Regions from separate parts of the Homo sapiens genome. Here all the other regions are linked to region 1. A link is an interaction called in ENCODE POLR2A ChIA-PET data of the cell type or tissue named here. Cell type or tissue: OCI-LY7. All regions are shown on one strand.

What was found. Peaks named below come from ENCODE experiments on the same cell type or tissue, not always from the same donor. Only the 100,000 strongest peaks of a DNase experiment are listed, where the experiment ranks them.
Region 2: POLR2A ChIA-PET joins it to region 1 with 6 read pairs; 6 of 35 experiments call an interaction of 5 or more read pairs at or near these places.
Region 3: POLR2A ChIA-PET joins it to region 1 with 6 read pairs; 3 of 35 experiments call an interaction of 5 or more read pairs at or near these places.

The regions. Positions count from the first base shown.
Region 1 is chr1:87,043,013-87,048,012 of GRCh38, forward strand. The region is part of intron 1 of HS2ST1 (heparan sulfate 2-O-sulfotransferase 1); the gene reads left to right. It also overlaps the pseudogene LOC100421465 and the pseudogene LOC100421468. Among named protein-coding and RNA genes, the nearest start is that of LINC01140, 84 kb to the right of the region's middle. RefSeq lists an enhancer at 2,025-2,124. In OCI-LY7, no CTCF peak of the experiment used is centred here; DNase peaks (open chromatin) are centred at 2,019 and 3,199; H3K27ac peaks cover 2,232 bases.
Region 2 is chr1:86,973,958-86,978,957 of GRCh38, forward strand. The region is part of intron 1 of HS2ST1 (heparan sulfate 2-O-sulfotransferase 1); the gene reads left to right. It overlaps LOC124904211 (a long non-coding RNA gene), which reads left to right. Exons shown (of 2, transcript XR_007066207.1): 1 at 1-1,086; 2 at 3,854-4,336. Among named protein-coding and RNA genes, the nearest start is that of HS2ST1, 62 kb to the left of the region's middle. In OCI-LY7, no CTCF peak of the experiment used is centred here; no DNase peak of the experiment used is centred here.
Region 3 is chr1:86,950,164-86,955,163 of GRCh38, forward strand. All of the region lies in intron 1 of HS2ST1 (heparan sulfate 2-O-sulfotransferase 1), which reads left to right. Among named protein-coding and RNA genes, the nearest start is that of HS2ST1, 38 kb to the left of the region's middle. In OCI-LY7, no CTCF peak of the experiment used is centred here; no DNase peak of the experiment used is centred here.

The DNA of each region.
Region 1 (5,000 bases):
CTTCCTTTCCCCCAGCCGTTTCAAGATTAGATTTTGCCAGAGAAATAACAGACACATCTGGTATAGGAGACACTTATAACAAATCTTTCTATGTAGAGAACCGTTTTATTAATTGTGCCTTCTAATTCAAAATATACTACAAAGTTAAATAAATGTGATTAGAAAGGTTCTTTGTGATAATTTTAAGTACTGTTTGATTGGGAGATGGGCTGATGGAGAGGGGAAATAATCTAGATTTATTTCATCAGAATTAGTCCTACATTGATTATTCTGGGTAAAAAATAATAAATTATGTAAGTTTAAGAACTATTAAACTTTTAAGATTAACAATGTAGAATACAGGATCATTTTGTAGGTGGCTCTAAATTAAGCCTTTAGATTGAATCATTTTATGAGACCAAATAATCAGTTTAAAGTACCTTATGCTTTACCTGATTTAATAATCAACAAAACATTTTATTCTAAATTTATTGTAAAGCAAGATAGTAATTGGATTTTTTATCCCCAAGAATCAACTGCTGGAGGTATCTTGTTTACTATATTCATGTAGCCAGAAGTGAAAAGTAACTGAAGACTTTATTGTTACAGTCCTGTCTTATATTCTATGTATGTCTGCACCCTGCCTTAAGTGTGGTTGTTTGGAACCGAAATAACATCTTTCTTGTTGGAAAATATGGATGTATATGTCTTATGTGCATTAACAATGCTTCTGAAACATGACCTTACTAAATATATCAAGCCTTTCCATATATCAGCTTTAGTATTTATCAATAAATATATACAGGAAGCTATGAAATATATGTATAGAAATAAATATTTAATATTTAGTTGGGTGACTATATTTGTACCATATTTTGTGAGAATAAATTTTCTTTGGATTATAATAGTAATGTTTATTTTAGAAAATTTAGAAAAATGCTTTTGTATTTGAAGTCTCAGAGCAAGTAAGGTAAAATGCTGTAAAATTTATATAACCATTGAAATGTTAGGCTCACAACAAATCTTTGATAATCTATATTCAGTTCAGCAGGCCAAGACACTGGGGAGGAGAAAGGGTCTGTGGTAGTAAATACTAGCACTATTTAGTCACATAATTTTGAAATGCGGCATTATTTTTGTTATGTAGATCTAGAAAATAGGAAAATAAAAATCATTAAATAAATAGCAGTAACAGTACCGACATTTTTGGACATTACAGCTCTACCAGTTCTTAGCTTTCTAGTTGACACCATTACTATTTATTTATTTATTTAATTTTGTAACAAGAATGCAGATGCCATTTATTTGGTCCATAAGTATAGCCATTGAGTTTTACAAAACATCAACTATAAATAACCTGAAACTATAACAATACACAAAAATTGGCTTCATACACAGACATACCAGGCAGTACAAACTGAAAACGTGAGTAAATTAACATTGTTTTACATTAATATACATAGTGCCATTTAACATTTAAAAACAAGTTTCAATACATAGCATTTGATACTTCTTTGAATCTGTTTCAGTCAGAGTATGAAAATGGTTAGAGCTAGGCTAAAATTAATTTTTCTAGCCAAAAATAAAGGCATGATATTTATAACCAGGTATCAACTTAACCACAATATTTTGAAACTGTTAATGATACCTAAGGGTATTTACATTAAAAAGGCAACATGCATTGTGTTGTTTTATCTCATGACTGGTTATGCACATACTTTGTTCAAAGGGTTTTTAAAGCTATATTCCTACTTTCAGTATAGCATACTGCAGTGTGTCTAACAGTTCTAGCAAAATGAATGCTTTCAGAGGGAGCAGAATCATTTTCAAGTCACTGGTGTCCATTTTTTCCCCTTTGGAACAAAGGACATAACAAATAATCTGGTTCTGCCTAGATAAACTAAGTAGTAAGAGGGCTCTGTTTAGAGGCATTTCTGTTCAATCTAATGCTATGACATCATCCAGCTCTTCCTTCTGTTCTATACGTGACCTCTTTGCACTGAGATTCTCTTTCTCGTCTGATTTCCTCTTGCGGCTTCTCTCTTCTTCACTGACGTCAGCATTCTTTGAAGAATCTTCTTCATCCGAATCAACTGTGAGAACATCATCTTGCTCTTGAGCTGTGGAGGTGGAAGGCTGACCTCCATCATTACTGCCATTGGTTATGCTTTTGGCAGCATCTTCAGCTTGTTTTGGCCCCACTTTTTCTGGGGCATCACCAACACTTCAAATTCAACATCCTTTCCTAGGTCTTCACTATGAAGGATGTTGATCAATAAAGTATAGTCCTGGAGGAAGTAATCTGCTTGAAGCCAGCTGCAATTTCTCATTCCAAATTCTGACAACTTCTTGTGATTATTAGCTTCTGTCTCTCCCTTTTCAGAAGATATTAGGATTGTTCCTTTCCCATCTTCAATTTGGACATCTGGTGCTACCATAGCAAATTTTTGTTTCACTACCTTGTCTCGTAAGGTGAGAACAGTCACTTTATGGACATTCAGCCGTACAGTCACCTGGCTTGCTGGCACATATGTAACAATTGGGGTTGGGAGGATCCAGTGCACAAGGCACAAGAAACTTCTTTCTTGGATTTGCTTGTTTATTCAAAACAATTGTTCTGCAGTGGTCTATTTTTCCTGATAAGATCTTCAATCTTTCCAATACTGTCAACCCAGCAATCACTGCATTAGTAGTAGCAATAGCAGGAATAATATTCCCTGCCACTGATTTGATATCAAATCTACTCTTCATATTCATACTGAAAATATGCATCCTGAGGTTTGTAGCAGAGGTAACAAAATCCATTGCATATGGGTCATCCTTATCCCATGTGAGCTCAGCTCCATCCCCCTTTTCTGCTAAATGAACTCTCAGAGTCTCAGTGCTGTGAGCTCCTTAAGAACCTTGTGCTCACCGGCTTCTCCCACGTCGACCTGATTGATCTGGTTACTATTGATGTCAGCAACCTCAACAGTTTTTGTTTCAAAAGAAACATGTTGGAAGATCAAAGGCACAGGTTGCCAGGGAAAGTGCACTGCAGTTTTACCTGAAAGCTAATATGGTTGCCTACCATGACAGCATCATGAACCCTGACTATAATGTGGCATATTTTTGACAGTTTATATTGGTTATGAATGCTTTAGATAACAGAGCTGCCCAAAACCGTGTTAATAGAGTGTGCCTGGCAGCTGTTGTTCCTCTTATTGAAAGTGGAACTGCTGGGTATCTTGGACAAGTAACTACTATCAAAGAGGGTGTGACCAAGTGTTACGAATGTCATCCTAAGCCAACCCAGAGAACCTCTCCTGACTGTACAATTTGTAACACACCTTCAGAACCTATACATTGCATCTTTTGGGCAAAGTACTTAAGAAGTATCTCCTGACAGAGCTGACCCTGAAGCTGCCTGGGAACCAACAGAAGCCAAAGCCAGAGCTAGAACATTCTAATAAAGAAGGTGACATTAAACGTATTTCCACTAAGGAATGGGCTAAATCAACTGGATATAATCCAGTTAAACTTTTTACCAAGCTTTTTAAAGATGACATCAGGTATCTGTTGATAATGGACAAACTATGGCGGAAAAGGAAACCTCCAGTTCTGTTGGACTGGGCTGAAGTACAAAGTCAAGGAGAAGAAACGAATGCATCAGATCAACAGAATGAACCCCAGTTAGGCCTGAAAGACCGGCAGGTTCTAGATGTAAAAAGCTGTGCATGTCGATTTTATTTATTTTTGAGATGGAGTGTAGCTCTGTTGCCCAGGCTAGAGTGCAATGGTGCGATCTTGGCTCACTGCAACCTCCGCCTCCTGGGTTCAAGCAATTCTCCTGACTCCGCCTCCCAAGTAGCTGGGATTATAGGCACCCACCACGCCCAGCTGATTTTTGTATTTTTAGTAGAGACGGGCTTTCACCATATTGTCCAGGCTGGTCTCGAACTCCTGACCGCAGGTGATCCACCTGCCTTGGCCTCCCAAAGTGCTGGGATTACAGGCACAAGCCACTGCGCCCAGCCTATATGTTTAACTTTTTAAGAAATTGTCCAACTGTTTTCCATAATGGTTGTCTCATTTTATATTCCCACCAGCAGTTCATGAGAATTCCAGTTACTCCACATTCTTGACAAGTCTCGGTATGACCGGTCTTCAGTTTTAGCCATTCTTACAAATTTTTGTGTTATCTCATTGTAGTTTTCCTTTTATTTTCTCTAATGACAAACGTCTTTCATCTTCTTATCTGCATATCTCTTTTTTGGGGAAGTGTCCAAATCCTTAGTTCATTTAAAAAAATGGACTGGCTATTTTCTCATTAGGTTGTAAGATACACATTTTTTGTTGATATGATACAAATCTTTTGTTGGCTATACATTTCACAAATTTTTTTCCTTTATGTGGCTTTCCTTTTCATTTCTGTATCTTTTAATTTCAGTGAAGTCCACTATATTGATGTTTGTTTTTGTAGTTCTTGTTTACTGTGTCATATTTAAGAAATCTTTGCCAAACCTAAAATTACTAGGATTGTTTCTTCTATAAGTTTTATAATTTTAGCTCTTATATTTAGGTCTGTGATTCATTTTAAATTCATTTTTGTATATGATGTGAAGAATGAAGAAAGAATGAAGATTCCCTTAAAAAAATGGCTATCCAGTTGTTCCCATACTATTTGTTGAAGAGGTGATCATTTTCTTCATTGAACTATCCTACCAAGTTTTTCTAAAATCAATTGATCATATTTGTATCCAAGTTTTTCTAAAATCAATTGATCATATTTGTATAGTTATATTTCTGGATTCACTATTCTGTTCCATTGATCTGGATGTCTGTCTTCATGCCAGTACTATACTGTCTGGATTACTGTAACTTGATAACAAGTCTTGAGATAAAGTGGTGTAAATCCTTCAATTTTCTTATTTTTCAATTTGTTTTGCCTATTCCAAATTATTTACATTTCCATATTAGTTGGTCAATTCATACCAAAAAGTGTCCTGGGATTTTGATTGGGATTGCATGGCATCTGTATA
Region 2 (5,000 bases), 69 kb before region 1:
ATTTTTGGTCCTACCCCCAGTTCCTGACACAGAGAACATGAAAGCCCTTATAATTTCCTGAGTTGTAGGAGTACTGTCCTATATTCTGTTTTAATATTTGGTCATTGACCCTGGTTCCTGTCTCAGAACTCCTAAATCCCTTTAAATTTTTGGGGTGATAGTAGAGTCTTTTGTTCTAATGGGGTGACACTTGGGCTCCTGCATAGCTTCAGAATGGGGGCTGGTCACCAGAAAGTCCACACCATAATTAGAACCTTGGAAATTTCAGCCCCACTCCCATCTTCTGGAAAGGGGAGAGGGACTGGAGATTGAATTAATAATCGATTATACCTACATGATGAATGCTAAAAATTATTAAACTGTGGGATTTGGAGAGCTTCTAGGTTGCATTGAAATGAGTCCAGAGAGGCCATGGGAGTTCTGTGCACCTCCTCTACCTTGCCTTACACATCTCTTCCATTTGGCTGTTTCTGAGTTGCATTCATTATAATAAACTGGTAAATGTAACTAAAGTGCTTTCCTGAGTTTTGTGAATTGTCATAGTAAATTATCAAACCAAATGGAGGATGTCATGGAAACCTCTGATTTATAACCAATCCAAACAGAAGTTTGTGAATAACCTGAGGACCCTTACTTGGAACTGGCATCTGAAGTGGGAACAGTCTTGTGGGACTGAACCTTTAAGCTGTGGGTTCTGCACTAACTCTGAGCAGAATTGGGTTAAATTGTAGGACAGTCAGTTGGTGACTGCAGAGAATTGGAGCATTGCTTGGTATGGAAAACCCACACATTAAGACCCACTGGTGTTTCTGTGTGAGTATAGGAGAAAAACAATGTTTTCATTTAGTAGTCATCGCATTTTGGCATGTCTTTAGGTCTGAGACTCTCAAGTTATTCTTTTTCTTAAGTAGATTCCAAACTCAGGATCTTTCTGATCTCTTTTGGTCTCTTTAGAATCTTTTAAATTGATTATCTATGGAGTTTGATTACCTAGAGGTTCAAATTGACTGAAGTCAACTTCTTGGGACTCCTTTGAGTACAGAATTTTATTCTTCCCTTTGCAACCACAGAACTGGCTGGATTCTGGTGAGCTCCTGAAAGTTATTATTTGGTAATCTGTAGTTTTTAAGATTTGTTCGGTTGGCATACCCTTATGTATCTACATGAACCTTAAATTTAATTTATTCTCTTCCAAAGTACTCAAAGACTTTGGTAGAGAAAAAAGTTTTATACGCATATTTTAAAATCATGTTACTTTCCATGTGATCTAAAAGTCATTTTCTGTGGAAAAGAGATCAGTGTTTTAAAATTATAGCTTTTTCTTTTTTTTTTTTTAAGCTTTTCCTATTTTGGTGGTAGGCAAAGGAAGAAGTACTGTTGTAATTTATAGTGCTCAAAATGCTAATTGGCTGCATAAAAAAAGGCACCTTAATTTTTCTTTTCTCTGATTGAGATAAAATTATTTGGTAGCTCTTAGAAAGACCAAAGGCTGAGGGGAGGAAGCTGAAATGATGACATATAGCTATGTAGCTACTAATATATGTAAATAGAAATTCTGAATCTGTAGATAATCTAAATGAGACTGCTTAAAGGGAATGGCAGAGCTTTTGACTCACATGTAGTTAGTGTAGTTAATAAAATTTTGTTGATATCAAGATGGCATTAAACTGTTGGATAAATTCTAAATATGTGTTCAATTTAAATCTGAGGTAATTTTTACAGTTTAAGGCATTGTTTATTTTATACCTTTTACCAAATGCTATGATATGCTTTTAAATGTAACTGATGGCATTTAGTAAATCTTTATATGTATTTAAAAGCATTATCAATGGAAAAGTTTATAAATTTTGTTCTCTGGTTATACAACTGTGAGAGCCTATTTTAAGGGTGAAGTACAGGGGCTAGTAACTAAAAATCACGACCTTTCTACTGGCTATTTCTACAGGCTGTAAATTTTGGCCAAATACTTTGGAGGATTTAAATAGTTCTCATGAGATTCAGCTTTACAAATCCAAATTTAAAGTGCCATGGCAAATGTATCTTTGGTATTTTTTGTCCTAATTATCTAGCATAAAACCAAAGTGTACATTTATTAAATGCATTATGATTATTAGACTGAATTGCTGCAATTTACGTATCTATAGCAGAAACATAGTTTGGAATAATAGATTTAAAGTTTCTGTTTCTATTCAGTGGCAGATGTTAACACATTCTAAGTTGGAAACCCTCATGGTAATAGATTTTGATTGAGAACTTGTCAGTCATTGTAGCAGCTGCTTTAGACCACATTTATATTTAAATAGGAGAAAGTGATCTGTTTAGAATTTTTAAAGTTGTTGCCATGGCAAAGTAACTTGCTATTTCATCTTTTTATCTGCCATCGAAGTGATCTGTCTGGCTGCTTATTCCCAGGAGTAGGGGGGATGAACTGTTCTGTTGGAAAGCTTATATTAGGACAATGCTGAATGCTTCCTAATGGGATATAAGTTAGAAAGACTAAAGCTTTCAGAAACCATGGCTTTGGTTAGGTATAATTAGAATTGATTTTTTTCTCAATTAAAAACAGGCAAGATAAAGCTAAAACATTTTTTAAGAAGAAAAATATGAGCTTAATTTAACACCACTTTTGACAAATTCAATGAATAACATATTCAAATTAAATGCTATGAAAAAGAATTTCTTTGAATGAGTCTATTATTTCTGTAGCATGAAACACTTTGTAAATCCATCTTTTCTTTATAAAATTGTATATATATATATATATTTTAAATGCCCAGTGTCTCCTGCTGCCCATTTTTTTTTTACTTGTTCTCTTGAAAACCATGGCAGTGGGCTGGGTGTGATGGCTCATACTTGTAATACCAGCACTATGGGAGGCCAAGGCCAGAGGACCCCTTGAGGCCAGAAGTTCCAGTCCAGCCTGGGCAGCATAGTGAGACTCTGTCTCTACCAGAAATAAAAAATGTGCCTTGTAGTCCTAGCTACTTGAGAGGCTGAGGTGGGAGGATCTTTGAGCCTGGTTTTTCAAGGATACATGAGCTATGTTCACACCACTGTGTTCCAGCCTGGGCAACAGAGAGAAACCTTGTCTCAAAAAACAAAACAACAACAACAACAAAAACCATGGCATCATAATCTGATTTGGTATAAATGATTTTGTGTTTCATATTTACTTTGATTACATTAAATTTCTTAAAAGGAAGAATATTAGTGCAGTTCTTTTCAGGCTAATAATTACCTACATGATGGATATTAACTCCATACTAAAGCTTAATTTTTTTATTTGTTTATGTCATCAGACAATGTATACACTAGTAGTCAAAGCCACACAAATTGAGGGTGATTGGCAAGTGGCAAATTGTCATTTGCCAACAAAGTCCTCCCGAATAAAAGAATTTGACTTTCAGAGGCACGCACAAGGGAGTGAGAAGATTTGCACCAGTAGTTGTATATTGTAAGGCTGACATGTCTTTGATTAACTTGAGATATTTTGTATTATATTGGCTTGGCAGCTTTAAGGCATACTGCATATTTGTAATGTCATATGCTAAAATAATGTGACTATTGTGACATTTACTGAGACAAAATTATGATTTCTTGGTCATCTGAGCATATGGAAGACCATCTAATAAAATATCAAGTCTTGTACTTAAAAGGAAGATACTCACTTAATACCTAAGCAGCTTTTCAAATAGGAAAGGACTTTTAACCTCAAGCCCAAGAGAAAGCAAGGCAGTGTCAAATTTATCAGGTCTTCTTTCTATTCTACTGGCTATTTGGTAATGCTTTTATGGCTAACTACTTGAGAGAAATGAGTACATTAGCTGAAGGTAACACTTATTTTGTTTTTCAGAGATGCAGAAATATAAAGATACGGAGAACATGAGAAGTTAAAAAGCAACTAAAGGAAAGTTTGGGTCATTGATTTTGTGGTTTCAGTACAGTCATGTACCACATAAGGATGTTTTAATCAACAAACAACTGCATATACAATGGTGGTCCCATAAAATTATAGTAAAGCTGAAAAATTCCTATCTCCTAATGACATTATACCTGTCATAACTTGTATTGCAACACATGATCTTTTCTATGCCTAGATACACAAGTACCATTGTGTTACAATTGCCTAAATTTAGTACAGTAACATGCTGTATAGGTTTGTAGCCTATAAGCAATAGGCTATAGCATCTATTAACAGGTTTGTGTAAATGCACTCTGATGTTCGCACAATGATGAAATCACTGAATAAAGGCGGTTTTCAGAACATCTATCTGTCATTAGGAGATGCATAACTGTACACATATAAAAGCTAATAAAAATCTTACAGAACCCTAAATATTTGTAAGTTTTAAGTGAATTTTAAGAATTTATCATGTATTATGCATGTTTTAATCACTTAAATATTGGGCAGTGTCTCAGAGACAAATTCAGATATATCTCTGCTAGGTAAGTTTTACTCAAAAAGGGAATACTCATGAGAAATTTTTAAAGAGGCAGTTTTCTATTTAGTAAGTCTGGAATACCAGTTTTGAAATCCTTAATAAATGTCCTTTTTCTTGAATCCTCATATCCATATATGGCCACAAATTAGACTCTCTGTATTTGAATAGACTAGCATCTAAATTATCAGATGATACTGTGGTTAAACATTTAGTAAGTTTGTGGTTGTATAATTTGGCATGTTGCAGAAGATCTGAACATTGAGAATATATAGTTCATAATTACATTCCAACTGAATAATTACATATAATAATAGAAATGGAATTTTAAAAATTAAGAATATAATATATTGATAGTGGTAAAATAGATGCAGGACTGTATCTCAGTCCCTTTTGTCTAAAAGGAGAAATATTTTATTTGAAAAATACTGATTCCTGATTCCTAAGGGTTTTTACTTGTGAATCTTTTTTTTTTTTTTTTTTTTTGAGACAGGCCCTCACTTTGTCACCCAGGCTGGAGTGCAGTGGCATGATCTTGGCTCACTGCAGCCTCTACCAGGA
Region 3 (5,000 bases), 93 kb before region 1:
ACGTATTCCTTGATATGGTGCGCTGAGAAGAGTACAACTTCACCTGTTTGGTACTTAATGCCATTTTTTTCTTTTTGCCAGAACTTGTTGAAGAAATAATAAGGCAGTTCTAAATAGGAAATCTTCATGTCTTGGACCCTTCAAAAATGCTAGTAGTTGGTATCATGAAAGACTAGATAGATACATGGGTAGATAGATAGGTAGGTAGGTAGGTAGGTAGATAGACAGACAGACAGACAGAAAGTTAAAGGCGAGACATGGAAATTAACTGTGTTGTGCAGTGGATCCTGCATTGGGTCTTGGACTGGAGGACAAAACAGATCTAAAGGACATTATTAGGGTGACTGGAGAAATTGTAGAATGGATTTGAATGGTGTAATATGAATATTAAATTTTCTGAGTGATAATTTATTCTGATTACATAGGAAAATACTCTTCTTCTTAATGGGGTACATGTTGACATATTTAGGAGTGAAATGTCATGATGCTGCAAGTAACATTCAAATTGTTAACCAAAGAAAAATTGTGTCTGTGCAAGTATGTGTAAAGAGAGAAAGGAAATGTGGCAAAATGTTAACAATTGGTCAGAGACTGAATAATTTAGATGAAGAAGGAAGAATGTACTTCATTGTATTTTTTTACGGCCTTTTAGTAGGTTTGAAGTTTTCAGCATAAAAAGTGGGTAAAAGAAATGACCTCTTTATGCTGTCTGCTTAGCAGACAGTTCCAGGAAAAGCCCCTCCCTCTTTCCGGCTACATGATTGCAATAGAATGGATCTGTCAAGTTTCTACAGTCCTTTCCAGAGAAATTGATGTGGAGCTGAACCTCTGATAGAGTGTTCAGTTGGATTAGTAGGAAAGCAGGCATTTAAGGCAAGGAAACACATAAGTAATACATCTTAGTAGTTTGTAAGTTTCAATATTTGTTTCAGCCAGAATTTATTAGCAGTACATGCTTCAGATTTATTCTTTCCTTTTAATGGCAAATTGGGAATGCATATGAAAAACATTTACATATCAGTTCTCTAGGAGCACTCTCCCTCATCCCCCACCATGCATAGTCTCAATGTCTTAAAGCTAGGCAACTGTAGGTAGACTCAATTGGAGACTGCCTGTTTCTGCCTTCTTAACATTCTGGTGACCACCTGGATTCAGATATTTGTTATAAAAACAGGCGTATCTCAGAAATATTATGGGTTCAATTCCAGAGCACCGAAATAAGGCAAATAGTGCAATAAAGCAAGTGACACGAATATTTTGACTTCTCAGTGCATGTAAAAGTTATGTTTACACTATGCTGTAGTCTATTAAGTGTGCAGTAGCATTATGTCTAAAGAAACAATGCACATATCTAAATTAAAATGTACTTTATTGCTAAAAAAAATGCTAACAATCATCTGAGTCTTTAGTGAGTTATAAATTTTTTGCTGATAGGAGGACCTTGTGTTGATTTAAATGACTGCTGACTAATCAGAGTGGTGGCTGGAGGTGGGGGTGACTGTGGCAATTTCTTCAAATAAGACAACAGTGAGGTTTAGATTTCTCTGTAGCACGGAGTGCTGTTTGATAGCATTTTACCCACAGTAGAAATTCCTTCAAAATTGGAGTCAATCTCAAACCCTGATGCTGCTTTATCAACTATGTTTATGGGATATTCTATGTCCTTTGTTGTCATTTCAGCATGTTCACAGCATCTTCACCAGGCATAGATTTCATCTCAAACCATTTTCTTTGCTCGTCCCTAAGAAGCAACTCCTCATTTGTTCAAGTTTTGTCATGAAATTGCAGGAATTCAGTCACATTTTCAGTCCCCGCTTCTAACTCTAGTTCTGTTGCTAATCCCAGCACGTGTAGTGACTTCCTCCATTGGAGTCTTGAACCCCACAAAGTCATTCATGAGAGTTAGAATTCTTCCAAACTTAATATTGATATTTTGAAATCCTTCCATGAATCATGAATGTTCTGAATGGCATCTAGAATGATGAATCCTTTCTAGAACGTTTTCAGTTTACTTTGCCCAGATAGAGGAATCACTGTCCGTGGCAGCTATAGCCTTACAAAATGTTTTTCTTAAATAATAAATACTTTTTTTGAGATAGAATCTCGCTGTGTTGCCCAGGCTGGAGTCCTGTGGTGTGATCTCGGCTCACTGCAGCCTTTGCCTCCTGGGCTCAAGTGATTCTCCTGCCTCAGTCTCCTGAGTAGCTGGGATTACAGGCACGTACCACCACGCCCGGCAAATTTTTATGTTTTTAGTAGAGATGGGGTTTCACCATGTTGGCCAGGCTGGTCTTGAACTCCTGGTCTCAAGTGATCTGCCTGCCCTGGTCTCCCAAACTGCTGGGATAACAGGCATGAGCCAGCATGCCCAGCCAAATAATAAAACTTGAAAGTCAAAATTACTCTCTGATGCATGGGTTGCAGAATAAATGTTGTGTTAGCAGTTATGAAAACAACTTTAATCTCATTGTATTCTCCATCAGAGTTATTGGGTAACTAGGTGTGTTGTCAATGAGCAGTAACATTTTGAGAGGAATCTTTTTTCCTGAGCAATAGGTCTCAACAGTGGGCTTAAAATATTCAGTAAACCGGGTGGTAAACTGAGGTGCTATCAGCTAGCTAGTCTTTGTTGTCCCATTTATAGATCACAGGCAGAGTCGATTTAGCATAATTCTTAAAGGCCCTAGGAATTTTCATATGGTAAATGAGCATTGGCTTCAACTTAAAGTCACTAGCTTTCTTTAGTTCCTGGTAGAGTCAGCTTGTTCTTCGAAGGCAGGCATTGACTTCTCTATAGCTATGAAAGTCCTAGATGCCATCTTCTTCCAGTACAATGCTGTTTCATCTACATGGAAAATCTATAGTTTATTGTAGCCACCTTCATCAGGTATCCTAGCTAGACGGGGATAACTTCCTACAGCTTCTGCATCTGCACTTGTTGCTTTACCTTGCACTTTTATATTATGAAGATGGCATGATTCTTTAAACCTGTACTAGCTTCATACTTTACTTCTGCAGCTTCCTCACTTCTCTCAGCCTTCTTGGAATTGAAGAGAGTTAAGCATTTGCTCTGGGGTAGGCTTTGACTTAAGGGAATGTTGTGGCCAGTTTGATCTATCAAGGTCACTTAAACTTTCTCCATTTCAGCGATAAGGCAGTTTCGTTTTCTTATCATGGTGTGTTCACTGGAGTGGCACTTTTAATTTCCTTCAAGAACTCTTCCTTTGCATTCTCAACTTGACTCTTTGGCACAAGAGTCCTAGCTTTCAGCCTGTCTTGGCTTTCAGCATGCCTTTGATTTAAAGTGAGTGATGAGGGAGTAATGGCTCATGCCTGTAATCCCAGCACTTTGGGAAGCCAAGGCAGGCAGCGGATCACTTGAGGTCAGGAGTTTGTGACCAGCCTGGCCAACATGGTGAAACCCTGTCTCTACTAAAAATACAAAAATTAGCTGGGCATGGTGGTGGGTGCCTGTAATCCAGCTACTCAGGTGGCTGAGGCAGGAGAATCGCTTGAACCTGGGAGATGGAGGTTGCAGTGAGCTGAGATTGCACCACTGCACTCCATCCTGGGTGACAGAGTGAGACTCCCGTCTCAAAAAATAAAAAAATTTAAAAATAAAGTGAATGACATGGGACTCTTCCTTTCACTTGAGCACTTAGAGGCCATTATAAGGGTTATTATTAGGCCTAATTTCAATATTGTTGTATACCCAGGAATAGGGAAGCCTGAGCAGAGGGGGGAAAATGGGGAATGGCTGGTCTGCGGAACAGTCAGAAAACACACAACTTGTATTAAGTTCACTGTTTTATGTGGGCATGGTTTGTGACGCCCCAAAACAATTGCAATAGTAATAACAAACATCACTGTTTTTTTTAAAAAAAAAAAAAAAAAAAAAAAAAAAAAGGCCGGGCTTGGTGGCTCACGCCTCTAATCCCAGCACTTTGGGAGGTCGAGGCGGGCAGGTCACGAGGTCAGGAGTTTGAGACCAGCCTGGCCAACATGGTAAAACCCAGTCTCTCTAAAAATACAAAAATCAGCCTGGCGTGGTGGCACACACCTGTAGTCCTAGCTACTTGGGAGGCTGAGGCAGGAGAATCACTTGAACCCGGGAGGCAGAGGTTGCAGTGAGCCAAGATCGTGCCATTGCACTCCAGCCTGGGTGACAGAGCAAGACTCTGTCTCCAAAAAAAAAGGCAGTATCTGTGAAGTGCATTGACGTGAAGTGCAATAAAATCTGTCTGTAATATTTGGTTTAGGTTCTTGAATTAAGATTTATGATAAAAAAAGACGTTGATTTGAGAATAACTTATCCATGCTCAATATGAACACATTGTAATAGGCTTACCAAATTGTTTAATTATACATTGTTCAACTAATTATAAATATCCTGTATAGGATCAGTAACCAGTGTGAATTTTATTTGAACCATTAATGCCTTTCCTCTGGGAAATTGTTGATAATGATTCATTGGTTAGAATTGGCTAAGTCAAAGCACCAGTCTGTTTTGTTCCACTTTCTTCTCATGTATGTTACAGGGCATTTTCAGGTTTCTTCTGAATCTCAGTGGGGAAAAATAGGATCAGTATAAAATATATATTCAATGAGAAAAGAGTCAAGTTTTTTAGCATCAGGACAAAATATATATCAGAATAGAAAGGCCAGATGATAGGAACATTAGAGTACATATGCTATCTCAAGAGTCTGAAATCCACTTGAGCCCAGGAGTTTGAGACCAGCCTATGCAACATAGTGAGACATCATCTCTACAAAAAATAGAAAAAATTAGCCAGGTGTGGTGGCTCATCCCTGTAGTCCCAGCTACTCAGGAGGCTGAGGTGGGCGAATCACTTGAACTGGGGAGATCGAGGCTGCAGTGAGCCGTGATCGTGAGGTGAAATTTTTTATTTATCTAGAGTGAAATGTACAAATCTTAAGTGTACAGCTTGATAAATTTGAGCTATGAATTTGGTTCTGCATTTCTGTGTCTAAAGACAAAA